Linked DNA regions of Homo sapiens: region 2 is linked to region 1. A link is a loop called in an ENCODE intact Hi-C map of the cell type or tissue named here. Cell type or tissue: IMR-90. All regions are shown on one strand. Each heading gives the region's core, and the rest is flanking DNA. Links, peaks and the distances in the headings are about the cores only.

Region 1 (8,038 bases), core at 1,665-6,664:
TTCTTCATAGCATCGATGGTCTTTACATTTTGGCATGATTTTGCAGTGGCTGGTACTGGTTGTTCCTTTCCATGTTTAGTGCTTCCTTCAGGAGCTCTTTTAGGGCAGGCCTGGTGGTGACAAAATCTCTCAACATTTGCTTGTCTGTAAAGGATTTTATTTCTCCTTCACTTATGAAGCTTAGTTTGGCTGGATATGAAATTCTGGGTTGAAAATTCTTTTCTTTAAGAATATTGAATATTGGCCCCCACTCTCTTCTGGCTTGTAGAGTTTCTGCCGAGAGATCCGCTGTTAGTCTGATGGGCTTCCCTTTGTGGGTAACCCGACCTTTCTCTCTGGCTGCCCTTAACATTTTTTCCTTCATTTCAACTTTGGTGAATCTGACAATTATGTGTCTTGGAGTTGCTCTTCTCGAGGAGTATCTTTGTGGCGTTCTCTGTATTTCCTGAATCTGAATGTTGGCCTACCTTGCTAGATTGGGGAAGTTCTCCTGGATAATATCCTGCAGAGTGTTTTCCAACTTGGTTCCATTCTCCCCATCACTTTCAGGTACACCAATCAGACGTAGATTTGGTCTTTTCACATAGTCCCATATTTCTTGGAGGCTTTGTTCGTTTCTTTTTATTATTTTTTCTCTAAACTTCCCTTCTTGCTTCATTTCATTCATTTCATCTTCCATCGCTGATACCCTTTCTTCCAGTTGATCACATCGGCTCCTGAGGCTTCTGCATTCTTCACGTAGTTCTCGAGCCTTGGCTTTCAGCTCCATCAGCTCCTTTAAGCACTTCTCTGTATTGGTTATTCTAGTTATACATTCGTCTAAATTTTTTTCAGTTTTTAACTTCTTTGCCTTTGGTTTGAATTTCCTCCTGTAGCTCGTAGTTTGATCGTCTGAAGCCTTCTTCTCTCAACTCGTCAAAGTCATTCTCCGTCCAGCTTTGTTCCATTGCTGGTGAGGAACTGCGATCCTTTGGAGGAGGAGAGGTGCTCTGCTTTTTAGAGTTTCCAGTTTTTCTGCTCTGTTTTTTCCCCATCTTTTTGGTTTTATCTACTTTTGGTCTTTGATGATGGTGATCTCCAGATGCGTTTTTGGTGTGGATGTCCTTTCTGTTTGTTAGTTTTCCTTCTAACGACAGGACCCTCAGCTGCAGGTCTGTTGGAGTTTGCTAGAGGTCCACTCCAGACCCTGTTTGCCTGGGTATCAGCAGCGGTGTCTGCAGAACAGTGGTTTTTTGTGAACCGCGAATGCTGCTCTCTGATCGTTCTTCTGGAAGTTTTGTCTCAGAGGAGTACCCGGCCGTGTGAGGTGTCAGTCTGCCCCTGCTGGGGGGGTGCTTCCCAGTTAGGCTGCTCAGGGGGTCAGGGGTCAGGGACCCACTTGAGGAGGCAGTCTGCCCGTTCTCAGATCTCCAGCTGCGTGCTGGGAGAACCGCTGCTCTCTTCAAAGCTCCGATGGAAATGCAGAAATCACCCGTCTTCTGCGTCGCTCACACTGGGAGCTGTAGACCGGAGCTGTTACTATTCGGCCATCTTCCAATTATTTTCTTTTAAAGGTCGTCTGAGTGTTACTCGAGTGTGCACACACTGGAATAACGAATGGTGTGGAGCATGGGATAATTCAAAACAGGCTTTCTTGTGCTCCATCCCCAGTCACCCACTCAGGAAGGGCTGAACGTTCCTGGCTGCCACAAGGGTCAGGGAGGCCATGAAGGTAGCAAATAGCTAGTCAGGACCTGTCCAGGCCATTCGTGGTGGTCACCAGGCCTCCTCCATGCACAGGCCCTGACAGGATGGTCCAGCCAGGATTCAGGAATGTTCAGTTCATTTATGCTGGTGGTGAGCACACCGTCAGGGAACAGCAGGCAGGGCTGTGTCCAAAAAAGTTTTCTGGCTCTCAGGTTCCAGGCATACACTCACTCACTCTTTCTTTCTTTCACTCTTCCTTCCTTCCTTCCTTCTCTCCTTCCTTCCCTCTTTCCCTCCCTCCATCCCTTCCCTCCCTTTCTTCCCTGCCTCCCTTCCTCCCTCCCTTCCTTCCTTTTTTTGTTAGAGACAGAGTCTCGCTCCGTTGCCCAGGCTGGAGTGCAGCGGCACAATCTTGGCTCACTGCAACCTCTGCCTCCCAGATTCAAGCAATTCTGCCTCAGCCTCCTGAGTAACTGGGACTACAGGCATGCACCACCACACTCAGCTACTTTTTTGTATTTTAGTAGAGATGGGGTTTCACCATGTTTCCCAGGCTGGTCTCAAACTCCTGAGCTCAGGCAATCCACCCATCTCAGCCTCCAAAAGTGCTAAGACTATAGGTATGAGCCACTGTGCCCAGCCTCCCTCCCTCCCTTTTTTTTTTTTTTTTTTTTTTTTTGACAGGGCCTCGCTCTGTCACCCAGGCTGTAGTACAGTCACAGCTCACTGCAGCCTTGACCTCCCAGGTTCAAGCAATACTCCTGCCTCAGCCTCCCAAGTAGCTGAGACTACAGGTGTGCACCACCACATCAGGCTAACTAGTATTTTTTTTGTAGAGACAGGGTCTCACTTTGTTGCCCAGGGTGGTCTCAAACTCCTGAGCTCAAGCAATCACCTGCCTCAGCCTCCAAAAGTGCTGGGATTACAGGCATGAACCACCATGCCGAGCCATGCACTCTTTTTTTTTTTTTTTTTTTTTTTTTCGAGATGGAGTTTTGCTCTTGTCACCCAGGCTGGAGTGCAGAGGTGTGATCTTGTCTCACTGCAACCTCCACCTCCCGGGTTCAAGTGATTCTCCCACTTCAGCCTTCCATGTAGCTGGAATTACAGGCGCCCGCCACCCACGCTCAGCTAATTTTTGTATTTTTAGTAGAGATGGGGTTTTGCCATGTTGGCCAGGGTGGTCTCGAACTCCTGACCTCAGGTGATCTGCCAACCCTGGCCTCCCAAAGTGCTGGGATAACAGGCATGAGCCACCGTGCCCGGCCATGCACTCTTGATCATCACTCACGCTCTCTGCCAGGTGACCCCAGTCATCACCTCTGTACCACCTCCTCCAAGTACCTTTCCAGCTCCCCTGACTGGCAGGGCCATGAGAAGTCAACACCCCTCACTCCTCCATGTCACCCTGCCTCCATTCCTAGTGTCTGCTGCTTAAGACACATCCTTCCTGCCGGAGCCAAGTTTGCCTAATCCCGGTGCTTTCATACTTTCTTTACCTACCAGCAAAGTGTAACATGACAGAGGTTCCTAGCCAAGCACATGCACAGAATCTCATCTTTCTCTGGCGACACCCTTGTCCATAGTAGGTTTGCCAGGATTCACCTGACACTTGCTCCCAGGACTGACTCAGTAAATGCCCTTCCTGCTCACTGATCTCCAAATCCTGGGAATCTGGGCCTTGAGGCAATCACTTCTAGAATACAGGAAACCAAATTCTAGACAAAGCATCTGTCTCCAGCCATTTTCCAATCATCTCAACAGTTCCTGGCCAGGTGCAGTGGCTCATACCTGTAATCCCAGCACTTTGGGAAGCCGCGGCGGGCAGATCATGAGGTCAGGAGATCGAGACCATCCTGGCCAACACGGTGTAACCCTGTCTCTACTAAAAATACAAAAAAATAGCCAGGCGTGGTGGCAGGCGCCTGTAATCCCAGCTACTTGAGAGGCTGAGGCAGGAGAATTGCTTGAACCCGGGAGGTGGAGGTTACAGTGAGCAGAGATTGCACCATTGCACTCCAGCCTGGGCGACAGAGAGAGACTCTGTCTCAAAAAAAAAAAAAAAATCTCAACAGTTCCTATGGGAACATGGAAAACCCTCTGTAGGGGACACCGTATATTTTAATGCCAAGTACGTGATTCAGTAAAATAAATCCAGCATCCACTCCACTCAACATCTGTTTTCTGGGTGTTTGCGATATGTCAGGAGCTCTGACGCACATGAGCCAGTGTATCAGGACACAATGGGGTGATACTCCCAGGGGGCGGGGATGCCACCTCTGCGTCAGATAGTCTCCTGACTGTCGCTCAGCCCCTCTTTGGTGCTTTGATTTAAAAAAAAAAGTTGTGCATGAAACGCTATAGGGAACCGCTGGGGTTCTTTAGTAAGAGCTTAAATCCTCTGCCTGAAGATGCAAGTGCGTATTGGTGAAGTGTTTACTTTGCTACAATTCCAAAGAAGAAATTCTCAAGTCTCTTAGGCTACAAATTGGGGGATGGAACAGTGCAGAGCAGGCCAAACTTTTCTCATGGAGTAACACCTCCATCTTGTGGCCTTTCAGGGTATTCCAAGTGGATCCAACTACCTGCTATTTTGTGATTCTGGGTACAATAAATCAGATCTGAGAGAACTTGAGAGGTCCTCTGATTCGGTCCTCTGCCTTCACCCAGACGTGAAGCTCCACTATTAGCTCCATGATTTCCTCATAGTAACAGTCCAGAGAGGTGAAGAGACTTGGCCGAGCCCACCCAGCTAATACGCACGGTCTCATACCTGAGGCTCAATGCTACCCACTTGTCACTCTTTAGGAAGAGAAAAAAACTTCTTCAAACAAAATTTGACCAACTATGAAACAGATGAAAGCAGAGAGAGTCCCGGTAGAGACTGCAGAAGGACCCACCCTTCCCAGCACCTTCAGTCATCACGCCCTGGAAACCACTGTCTTGTGCCAGGGGGATGCTGCTTCTCTGGGTAATGGAACATCATTGTGGCAGCCTGGAAAGCCCCCTAGGACAATAGCATTCCCTTCCGAGTAGCTTATTGCTTCAATCAGTTTAGGTCCTGGCCAGGTAAATGCCTTTTATTAAAACACATTTTACACCTCTCATGGCAGAATAAACGGCCTCATAGGATAAGGGTGTGTGGCCCCGCGACTGCTGATGAGAAGTGAAGCCAGCTGGACTTCTGGGTCAGGTGGGGACTTGGAGAACTTTTTTGTCTTACAAGAGGATTGTAAAATGCCCCAATCAGCACACTATAAAATGGACCAATCAGTACTCTGTAAAATGGACCAATCAGCACACTGTAAAATGGACCAAATCAGTGCTCAGCAAAATGGACCAATCAGCAGCACATGGGCGGGGACAAATTAGGGAATAAAAGCTGGCCACCCCAGCCAGCCCTGGTAACCAGTGGGAGTCCAGTTTGGTGCAGTGGAGTCTTTGTTCATTCGCTTTTCACAGTAAATCTTGCTGCTGCTCACTCTTTGGGTCTGTGCCACCTTTAAGAGCTTTAACACTCACCGGGAAGGTCCGCAGCTTCATTCTTGAAGCCAGCGAGACAAAGAACCCACCGGAAAGAACCAACTCCGGGCCTCCGGACACCATTGGGACCTGCAATTGCTGGGACCCGGTCCCGGGAGGATGCCCGAGAGATGCCCACAGGGCCCCGGGCAGGGCAGAAAGCCGAAGCCGCCGCAGGCTGCCAGGACTAGGGCAAGCTTACGTCCACTCAGGCGGTCAACAAATAATTATCAGACTCCTTCTACGTGTCATGCCGTTGAACAAGATCGACAAGACCCTGGTCTCACAAAGCTTCTGTGCACATTGGAGGAGCCGGGTGACTGCAAAGAAAGGGCGTAAGATTGTTTCTGATAGGGCCTGGGATGTGAGGAGCGATGATAGAGTGCGTGCTCTCAGGAGAGACCTTGGAGCTGGTCTTGAAGTGTGAGGAGGAGTCGGTTGGAGAAAGAGGGAAAGAACAGGCCGAGCCGAGCCAGAACCGGGTATAGCCAGAAGCGCGAAGGAGAGAGCCAGCACTCGAGGTCAGAGGAAGCGCAAGGTGGCACCGGCCCCTCTCGCTGCGCTTTTTGTCCTTCCAGGAGGGGGCGCTGGTCCACCGACTGGCCCGGCAGTTCCCCAGTAGCACCGGGGGTTTCCTGCCGCGCGCGTCACCTGGTTCAGTTTAGAGCCTCCAAAGCTGCAAGGCAAGGCGAAGATGGGCAGTGGAGACAGAGTAGGGTGGGGAGGGTCCAAGCTGAGGAGCCTGTAGAGCGTCTAAAGTCATCAGTGGCACCTGTTGTTTCATTGTTCGTGTAGGCAGCTTGTATGTGTATACATATTTTAAACTTATTACCTAACATTTCAATCACAAAAGCAATTAGAGATAAAAGGTCCATGACACCCATGTACCCATCACCCATATCAATAACTATCACCTTCAGTCCTCAGTTCATCTACTCCCTCTTTTCATTCATTCGTTTATTAAAAAAAAACAACAACAAAAAAAAAAACAGTCTTTAAAAGCAAATCCAAGACATTGACTCACTTCTGTAAATACTTCAGAGTATATCTCTAGCAGGATTATTTTTTAATTAAACATATCCACAATACCATTGTCATAACAAACTAATAACCCCTTAATATATTCTAATTGTATATATTGTTTTTAAATATTTTATCTTCAAAATAATTCGACTTCCACAGAAGTTTTTGTTTTGTTTTTTGTTTGTTTGTTTCTGAGACAGAGTCTTGCTCTGTTGCCCAGGCTGGAGTGCAATGGCATGATTTTGGCTCACTGCAACCTCCGCCTCCTGGGTTAAAGTGATTCTCCTGCCTCAGCCTCCCGAGTAGCTGGGACTACAGGCGCCTGCTTATAGACAAGGATAATAATGACAATGCTTATCTGATTGTGTTGTCGTGAGGATTAAATGAGTTTACACATATAAACGCTTAGAACTGTGTCTGGCACATAAAATTTCTTAATAAATATTTTCCATTATTATTACAGCTCGTATTTTTTAAAAATTAACCCGTCTCTTTTAAAAAGACAAAAAAGCTTTATTTTATCTTGATTATAATTCTAGGCCAAGCACACTGACTTACGCCCTGTAATCCCAGCACTTTGGAGACCAACGCAGAAGGATCGCTTGAGCCCAGGGGTTCGAGACCAACCTGAGCAACATAGGGAGACCCCCATCTCTACAAAAAAATTAAAAATTAGCCGGGTGTGGTGGCACACACCTGTGGTCCCACCTACTCAGGAGGTTGAGGCAGAAGGATTGCTTGGGCCCAGAAGGTCGAGGCTGCAGTGAGCCATGATCACGCCACACTGCACCCCAGCCTGGGTGACAGACCGAAATCCTGTCTCAAAAAAAAAAAAAAGAAAAGAAAAGAAAATGAAAAAAGAATGCATACTCTGAGCCTGAGAGCCAGATAACTTTTTGGACACAGCCCTGACTGCTGTTCCTCCATGGTGTCCTCACCACCAGCATAAATGAACTGGTCAGTCAGCTAGTGTACCCTGGTGTGGTTGTGCCTGTTGTTAAACGTTTAAAAATAGTTCTATACTGGTTTTCAAATAGCTTCCTGCCCCAGCCTGCCCCCAGTGTTCTGGCCCCTCCCAGGGTCTCCAGATCTGCCCATGGCCCAGCAACTAAAGGGTTTACACCTGGTGCAGCAGGTGGACGGGCGGCCTCTGCACTGGGGGCTGCAGCTGTTCCAAGCAGCGGAGGCTCAGGCCAGAGCAGCCGCTAGAGATTTAGGTCCTCCTCTTGGGTGAAGAGGGAGAGAAAATGAAAGCATGGGGAGCTTCTCATTTTCACACATAAAGACTGAATTTCTTTATAAATATTTCCTATCATTATTAGTATAGGTAATATTGATTTCAAATTAGTCTCTTTTTTTAAAATACAAAGAACTGTATTTTATCCAGGTTAGAGCTGTAATACATGTGTATTATTAAACATTCAAATGAAACAGAAATATTTGCCTGTGGGGAGAATGTCTGCGGTGGCCTCTGGTGACAGCTCTGCAACAGAACTGAGACAGCCACCTCGCATGGTGCTTGGGAGTCAAGCCAAGCTAACCTGGAGGTCTTTCCTGTCAGTCATCTCGGGTACAGAGGAGGAAGAGGTGACCCAGGGTGGAGCAACAGATGGTGCATGTTCCAGACAGGCTGCTTTTTGTCTGCCTGTCCCAGGACAGGGCAGGGCCCCCGCCAGCCCTGCTTAGACCTTTAGAAGAGTTCAAGGGGAAAAAGACTTTACTAGTCAAGGGCTGGGAAAACTGTGCAGGGGAATATCTGATCATTTCTAAATGTTATCTTGAAAAGAAAAGAAAGAAGCTTTATTGA
Region 2 (8,038 bases), core at 1,093-6,092, 150 kb before region 1:
CAAATAGATTGTGACAGTTTACCTGTTACAGCTCTGTCTTCAAACACCACTTGAGAATCATGTGAAAAGAAAGGGGGGTTTTGGTGGACAGTGCAAATACACAAGCCTCCCCTGTTGGTAGAGAAGTATATGTAGCTTGTGTGAAAAAGGGGATCCCATGGCCAGACTGCCAAGGGACGCGTCTCGAGGAGAAGGAGAGGCACAACATTTTACCAGCCCCTACTTCATGCCAGTTCTGAATTAGGTACCTTCATTTACACATTTCATTTAAGCCTCACAAGAGATTTGTGAATTATACTTTGATCCCTCATTTTACAGGTAACAAAACTAGGGCTCAGAAAATGATGTCACCTGCGGGTGTAATGTGCATTATTAGGAAGGCTCTTAGGTGAACATTCATGTGTCTAGAAGAAAAGACGTTTTGAACATATGGAACGTAGAAAAGAAATTTTTGTTAAATTCTTTAAATCCCAGCAAGTGCACTTCAGATTCAAAGTCCTTAGGAGTCCCCCCATCACTCAGAGCTTCTCTTTGGCTCTTCTCCACCATCTCCTAGTTTCTCCTCTCCCTTTCCTCTCTGTCCCTTTCCTCTCTCTCCAGCACTGGAAGCAAAACTAGGCTTTTCTATTTAGCCAGATCTCAGGGCTTTTTTGTTTGTTTTTTGTTTTTTTGAGACAGAGTTTCATTCTTGTTGCCCAGGCTGGAGTGCAGTGGTGTGATCTCAACTCACTGCAATCTCTGCCTCCTGGGGTCAAGCCATTCTCCTGCCTCCAGCCTCTCGAGTAGCTGGGATTACAGGTGCCCACCAACATGCCTGGCTAATTTTTGTATTTTTTTAGTAGAGATGGGGTTTCACCATGTTGGCCAGGCTGGTCTTGAACTCCTGACCTCAGGTGATCTGCCTACCTCAGCCTCCCAAATTGCTAGGATTACAGGCATGAGCCGTGCACCAGCCTGATAGCTTCTTTTGCTATGCAGAAGCTCTTAAGTGGATCCCATTTGCCAATTTTTGCTTTTGTTTTGATTGCTTTTGGCATCTTTGTCATGAAATCTTTGCCAGTTCCTATGTCCAGAATGGTGTTACATAGGTTGTCTTCCAGGGTTTTGGCAGTTTGGGGTTTTACATTTAAGTCTTTAATCCATCTTGAGTTGATTTTTTATATGGTATAAGGAAGGAGTTCAGTTTCAATCTTTGCATATGGCTAGCCAGTTATGGCAGCAACATTTATTGACTAGGGAGTTCTTTCAGTTCTGTGATAGTTCATTTGCTCTTCAACCATTTCCTGGTGAAAACAGCCAATAAGGAAGTCAGAAAAGGACTGCCAGCTGCAAGAAGTGACTTCTGACATCCAGAGGAGGGACGGCAGAGACCTTCTGGTAGTTGGAACTACTTAATATAGAGGGTGGCAATCTCTCACACCTCAGAATGTCTCTGAGTCATCTAGAGCAAGAGTCAGCAAGTTATAGCCCATGGGCCAAATCTAGCAAGTAAACCAAATCTAGCATGTGAGCCTAATCCACCTGCCGTCTGTTTGTGTAAATAAAGTTTTATTAGAACATAGCCATAAGTCATCCATGGCTGTTCTCACGCTGCAACAATCCAGCAGAGTGGCTGCAACAGAGACCATATGACTGCAATGCCTGAGGTATTTACTCTCTGGCTCTTTACAAAAGAAGCTTGCTGACCCACAATGTAGAGCAGCACCTTTCAAACCTGAATGTGCATAGGAATCACCTGAGAATGCTGTTAAACTGCAGATTCTGATTCAGTAGCCCTGGGAAGCGGTGCAAGACTTCTAAAATGCCCCAGACGATGCCTGCACTGCTGGTCCATGGACCACACTTTGAGTAACAGGGGGCCAGAGAAAATAAACTAAGGCTTATTGTAAGATTCTCCCCGGGGGCCTGAAAGCTTAAGGAGATGAATAACTCCTCCCTTCTCAGGCCCAGTCCCAAGGCACAAGGCTACTTGCACCAGCAGTGTGCTCCAGCAAAATAGCAGAAGCAGGAAGAGAGCCAGCCGGAAGACACGTACCCCTGAAAATCAAGAAAGAGGCCATCCGGGTACAACATAGCAGTAATGTCAGACTAGGACACTTCCTGTTTACAGGAGACTATAAAACTTTCGCCCTGTCCTCACTTGGGGCTGACGCCATTTTAGGCCTCAGCCCGCCTGCACCCTGGTGCTCATTAAAACAGCATGTTGCTCCACACCGCCTCCTGTTGTCTGTTGGCACGCTCTCAGGGTTCGAACCAGTACAAGAACCTTACACTTACTAGTCTTGATTTTTTTAAAAACTGAGAATTATAAAATATACTTTAGAAGGATTCCTATCCAAAAAGCTAAAATAAAAATGCATAGGGTTTTAGAGGAAAATTCTGATGAAAGAATGGGAGAGAGAGAATTATTATAACTAAATTCGATGAATGAATTAATGAGTATCAAGATCTATGCTCAGACCCTTGCTGTAAGATGGCTCCATCAAAGGCCTGCCCCCCAGTGGAGTTTCTGCCTCAAGAACACTAGTATTCTTTCAGGTTGTCAGGCCAGGAACCTTGGTCTTCCTTACTCCACCTTTGGTAGAACATCCATCTTCAGTCCAGTTGGCCATTCCTTCAGCGTGATGTTGGTGGGCCCTTGCCCTCCATTCTAATTTCATCTCTCTGGTCCAGGCCTCCATCACTTTGTGCCCATCTTAATGCAGTTGTCTGTGTGTGTCCCAGTCTCCAGTCTCTTCCATCTCCAGTCCATTGCCCGTGTTTGCCAGACATCTTCTGAAAAGAGCTCTTCAGCCTGCCATTTCCCACTCAAGAGTCTTCGGATTTAAGATCCCACACTTTCGTTGCCAGCCTTTTCTCTCATCATCTCGTCCCACTCACCCAGTCAGTCCTCTCAGCCGTCCCTGGAGATGGCCCAATGATAGCTAAGAAGCCTATATATTCCCCAATGTTGTAACTCATTTACACAGATTTTAAAGCATTTTTCTTGAACATTTTGGAAATACAAGATTTGAATATTTCACCCACCTTTTTTTTTTTGATGTTCCAAAAAAATTTTAAGAAATGAAATCATGCCTTAACAACATGGCAGAAACTTGCACATAAGAGCACAGTAAATATGCAGTCAGCCTGCATCTCTGGGTCCACCCTTCTTGTGTTTCTCAACAGTCATTGTTTTTGTTAATGTTGGATCACTGCTTCTTGTACTTAAACTAGTTGTTTAGGTAAGTACCCTCTTGCAAAGGCTTAGAGGTGCCATCTTGTGGAGAAAAATGCAAACAGGCACATTTGGCTGTGTGTTAAGGAAATGACAAAGATGCCGGCGTGAATCTCCATCATTGCCTTCTGGCCATGGGGACGGTCCCGTGAGAGCCTTCTGGGGACCTGCATTGGTAGACACAGGCCATCTGCGCTCAGGAGGCCCTGTAAATCAGGCCAGTGTGCAAGCAACCTCCATCCTGGATCAGAGTTCATCAACCCAACTCACTATTGCCTTTTTGCTGATAATCTAGCCTCCAGAACTCTGCCTTATAGGGTGTAGGCAGTGTCTCTCTGCTCCATTCTGCAAGGAACTTCCTAGTCTTGACCCCTTATCAGCCCCAAACCACAGCTTCTAACAGACCCATCCCACGTGGTTTTTTCCTGCTGCCAGCCCCTCCTGAGACACTAAAAAATTACAATAAAATCTGGCCAGACATATTATGATCTCTTTAAACACAATTCACCATACGGCTCTACACATTAAAAGTAAAGTGAAAGTCTAGAGGTTTCTAGTATTCTATACAAAAATATGGTTACCTTACTTTTATAATAGAGCAATTATCACTGTCAAAAGCTATTTCAGGCCTCTCTCCTCCTTCCCCCATTTCAATCCATGGAGGAGGAAAATTATGAAAGTAAAGCATTAGAATTTTAGAGTTTGGGATATCCCCACCCTCCAGAGAACGATGACCCTTGTTGGAATTGGGGGAGGTGGTAATTATCTTACAGAATATGATATGTTTACCTCTCGGGACTCCTTTCTTCAGATTTGTAAACATAGCTGCAGTTGATTCTTACCCAGTTTTATCCTACAAGAGCGCCAACATTTTCTTCCAGTTGAGTCCCTTGATAAGATGCTATCCTATTATGAACTAGGATGAGGTACTGAAAAGTGACAGCCATAAGCTTGATTAAAACCAGATCGCTCGTTTTACAATTGCTTTCATTTAGGAAGCCAAAATACCTTTTATGCCATGGACCATTTCTTCTCTTCAAATGAATGGCATCGTCAATTTGATCTTCATTGATTCCTGTTTCCAATTTAATTTTGTGTATATACAGCAAATTTCCCTCCCTTTAAACATGGCAGGATTCTTCATATCAGGGCTGTATCTCTTTTTAAAAGAAAAATTTTGGCACCAGAAGGGACCTTAGAGATGAGCCAGTTCGAAGAGCAGGTTGGTCCTGTAACTTTGATCTTTTGATTCTTCAACCAGCTGCTCTTTCATTCAACAAACGCTTATTAAACACCTACCAAGTCGCAGGTACTGTGCTCTTTGCAATACATAATGATACTCCTGCTGAAGCTAAGCCAAGAGGCAATCTTAAAGAACTCGAGAAGGTTTGATAGCAGTAAGGAACTATTTTTGGAAACTGGATAATTAAGTGTTCTTTGCTTATTAGCTTCTCTGACATTTACAAAGGCTGTTTGTGCACTTCTGTGGAACTACCATCATTTTAAAGCTTTCTGGGGAATCTGTCATGTGCTCCTCGGTGTCCCATGAGCTTTGGAATAAAGAGCAGTGATTCTCAACTGAGGGTGATTTTGCTCCCATGGGGAACATTTGGCAATGTCTGGAGACATTTTTGTTTGTCACACTGAGAGGGATGCTCCTGGCATCTGGTGGGTAGAAGCCAAGGATGCTGCTAAACATCCTACAATGCATAAGGCAACCCCCATAAGAAAGACCTTTCAGGACCAAAACATCAGTAGAGCTGGAGTTGAGAAGCCCTCACCTTGAGGAAGAAGAGCAGGCAGGAGGATGAGAAGCTAGGTTTCTAAACCCTGACAGTCCTTCAACCAAAGCAGTTCTGCTCTTCTCATTTTGCATAGTGGAGCTTTGGATTTCCACATGAGATTTTATTTTTGAAGTATATTTTTTTCTACTTAAAAAAGTTGAAGACTACTGTGGTAGAAGACAACTCTCTGCCTTCTGTTTTACAATTGAGTCACTTTGGAACAAATCAAGTGGGTGTATATGATACAGGATGAGGGCAGTCAGGGGTAGATTTGGAAGCATCTACCTGAGCCTTGGTTTTGGCTGCACAGGACTCGACATTTACAAACAATATTGAAGTGATTTGATTGTGTCTGACTTTCAATTTAGACCAGGGATTGGCAATTTTTTTCTGTAAAGGGCCAGATCTAAATATTTTAGGCTTTGTCGACTTTCCTGTTTGTGTTGCAACTACTTAATCTGCTGTTGCAGCACAAAAGCAGCCATAGACAATAACTAAACAAATGGGAGTGTTTGTGTTCTAATAAATCTTTATTTATAAAAACAGGTTGTGAGCCAGATTTGGCCTACTAGCTACAGTTTGCTGACCCCTGATTTAGACTGTAAATAGGAACCTTGTTTGTTTTACCTTCATGTCTCCGCTGCCTACCACTGAATTGGCACGTAGTTGAAGTTGGCTCAGGAAACATTTACTGAACTATATCGAAGGTCAGTTTTACAGGCATAAGTGTTAGAAGATTTTAATGAGAATAACAACTGGAAAAAGATCCACCCAGAATAGATTAACTGTTTCCTTATGTTGAACATTTAGGATGTTTCCAATTTTTTATTAACAATACTGTGATGAGCCCTTCATACAGAAACTGTTGGCCTGATTTCTTATTTCCTGGCATAAATTCCTAGAAGAAGAATTTACTGGATCAAACGGTCTATATTGCTAAATTGCTTTCCAGGAAGGTGGTATTGATCTACATGCCTAACAGTAATAACAGGAAGATATTTATCATATACAAAGGATTTCTTTCAACAGAATGTCATGAATAAACGTTTTGGCATCCATATGCATTTCCACGAATTAGCTCACCGTAAATATAAGTAAATTGGTGTCAGCTACTAATCATTTTAATATTCTCCCATACTGTTCTACCAGCATGATTATTAAGGCACGCTGTTTTACCTGTGGGGGTCATCTAGCCAAACAGTTGAGGTTACCCTATCTCATGTGTTTACTGAGCACACACAGACACATCTGCTTCCCATTAGGGAATCAGGACCTCCACTATCTGAATGCCTGGCACCAGCCTACCCTGCTGTGAAGGACAGAGGCCTCCTCCCTGTGAAATTCACCTCCAAATATGTCATCCAGATTGCTCATTTCCCTCAGGAAATTTCATTCAGGTTAATTTTGGCACACAATTGGGGGTAATTCTTGAGCAATTTCTCCTGTGATGGCTTGCGATGTGTAAAATTTTCCTACAACGTGTTGCAGAAATCACTGGAAAAAATACAAAGGACATCTGATGGTTATCCACTGGTCTTTGTAACAGCAAGAAATATCTATTCTGAACAGCAGTACACGATGAGCAAGAAACATAAAATAAAGGTAGATCAGAGAGTAGATGTTCTTTCTGGCCTTTTTCGACAGGTACCGTTTGAGCAGTGAGAATGTAGAAGCTGTATGAGGTGTCTTGACTTTATGGTGAACCTTGGCCGATTTTGTTTTGTTTTGTTTTTTGCACTTCAAAGTTTTCTGAATTTCACCAAATGAAGAAGAAAATATTTCTGACTAAGAAGTAGTAGAAAGTGTTACAGAAGTACGGGTGGGTCCGGGTGGTTGTATGATGATGAGATTTACTTAAAAGTGAATAGACTTCAGACAAAATAAAATACATAAAGACAAAGATGACAAAACCCAGCATTTTCTGAGAAGCCACCATATTGCAGAATTCTGCTAATTACATTCTATGTTTGCCTCATTTGATTTTCCCAACAGTCCTAAGGGGTAGCTGCTCCATCCCCATCCAGGCAGAAAAAAAATCCCAGGGCTCAGAACAGCTCATCAAAATGTCCAAAGATACAGCACTCGTCAGCAGCAGAGACAGCACAAGAACGCATATTCTCCTGCCCACCCAAAGCAGTGGTGCCTCGGAAAGAGTCTAGACATAGGTCAGCACTAAGTCGTCCCTATCAGCGACCAATTGATCAGCCTCCTGATACACAAACCAGAATTCAAGCCAGATTCGTTTCTGAACACTGTCCTTGGGAAGAAGATCTGGATGGTGGTGGAAATGTTTTCAGCACCTACCTCAAAGAGAAGTGACCAATCCAGCATCACACAACAAGCCAGGGACTGGGCCAGGACTGCACCCCAGGTTTTCTGGTTTGCAGCCCAACATTCTTTCCATTATTCCAAACTGTTTTTCCTGATAAATGACATCAGCTAGTGATTATACCTAATGATTATACAGCTGTGTTTTGGAGGAGACTATCGGCTGCTTTAAAGAAAGTCATAGCACGTAATCTATACATGTGATAATAGTTCATGAAACATCAAAAAAAGTGCATCTAAAAGATAACAAATACAAACAAGGCCTATTCTTAAGTTAATAGTAGTATACTGCTGTCAATGGCATACATGGTTTTGACAAAGTGCTTTGGTTATGTAAGATATTATCGTTAGGGAAAGCTGGGTGAAAGACCACCGAAACTCTCTGCGCTCATTTTAAACTTCTTATGAGTCTTACACTATTTCAAAATAAAACATTATAACAATAAGAAAGTAATGCAACAGGAAGATGGGCTAGAATATGTATTCACACACTGTGTATAAAGTATAATGTTAAAAGAGCCAGTGTAAGAGAGATACATAATGGGGTTGGTCCCTCTTAATCCTGCAAGAGGAGAAAGCCAGAGTCACTTCTAGGCCAGGCCCTCTCCAGGCTTCATGGTAACTATGCTTTGAACTTGTTCCTCTGCACCTAGGTCACTGTCACGATCTACTCCTTCAACAAAGCTAGAACCCTCAACACGACCTCCGA

Evidence for each region. Peaks named below come from ENCODE experiments on the same cell type or tissue, not always from the same donor. Only the 100,000 strongest peaks of a DNase experiment are listed, where the experiment ranks them.
Region 2: a loop joins it to region 1, with 10 times the contacts of the local background. A loop is called at or near these places in 7 of 110 quality-filtered maps.

The regions. Positions count from the first base shown.
Region 1 is chr15:71,797,108-71,805,145 of GRCh38, forward strand. No RefSeq gene overlaps it. Among named protein-coding and RNA genes, the nearest start is that of NR2E3, 9.4 kb to the right of the region's middle. RefSeq lists a silencer at 5,643-5,937 and an enhancer at 7,658-7,727. In IMR-90, for the core only: CTCF peaks have their summits at 4,232 (motif pointing left) and 5,795 (motif pointing right); DNase peaks (open chromatin) are centred at 3,904 and 4,034; H3K27ac peaks cover 165 bases.
Region 2 is chr15:71,648,620-71,656,657 of GRCh38, forward strand. All of the region lies in intron 7 of THSD4 (thrombospondin type 1 domain containing 4), which reads left to right. Among named protein-coding and RNA genes, the nearest start is that of THSD4-AS2, 39 kb to the right of the region's middle. RefSeq lists an enhancer at 6,922-8,038. In IMR-90, for the core only: a CTCF peak has its summit at 3,261 (motif pointing left); a DNase peak (open chromatin) is centred at 3,212.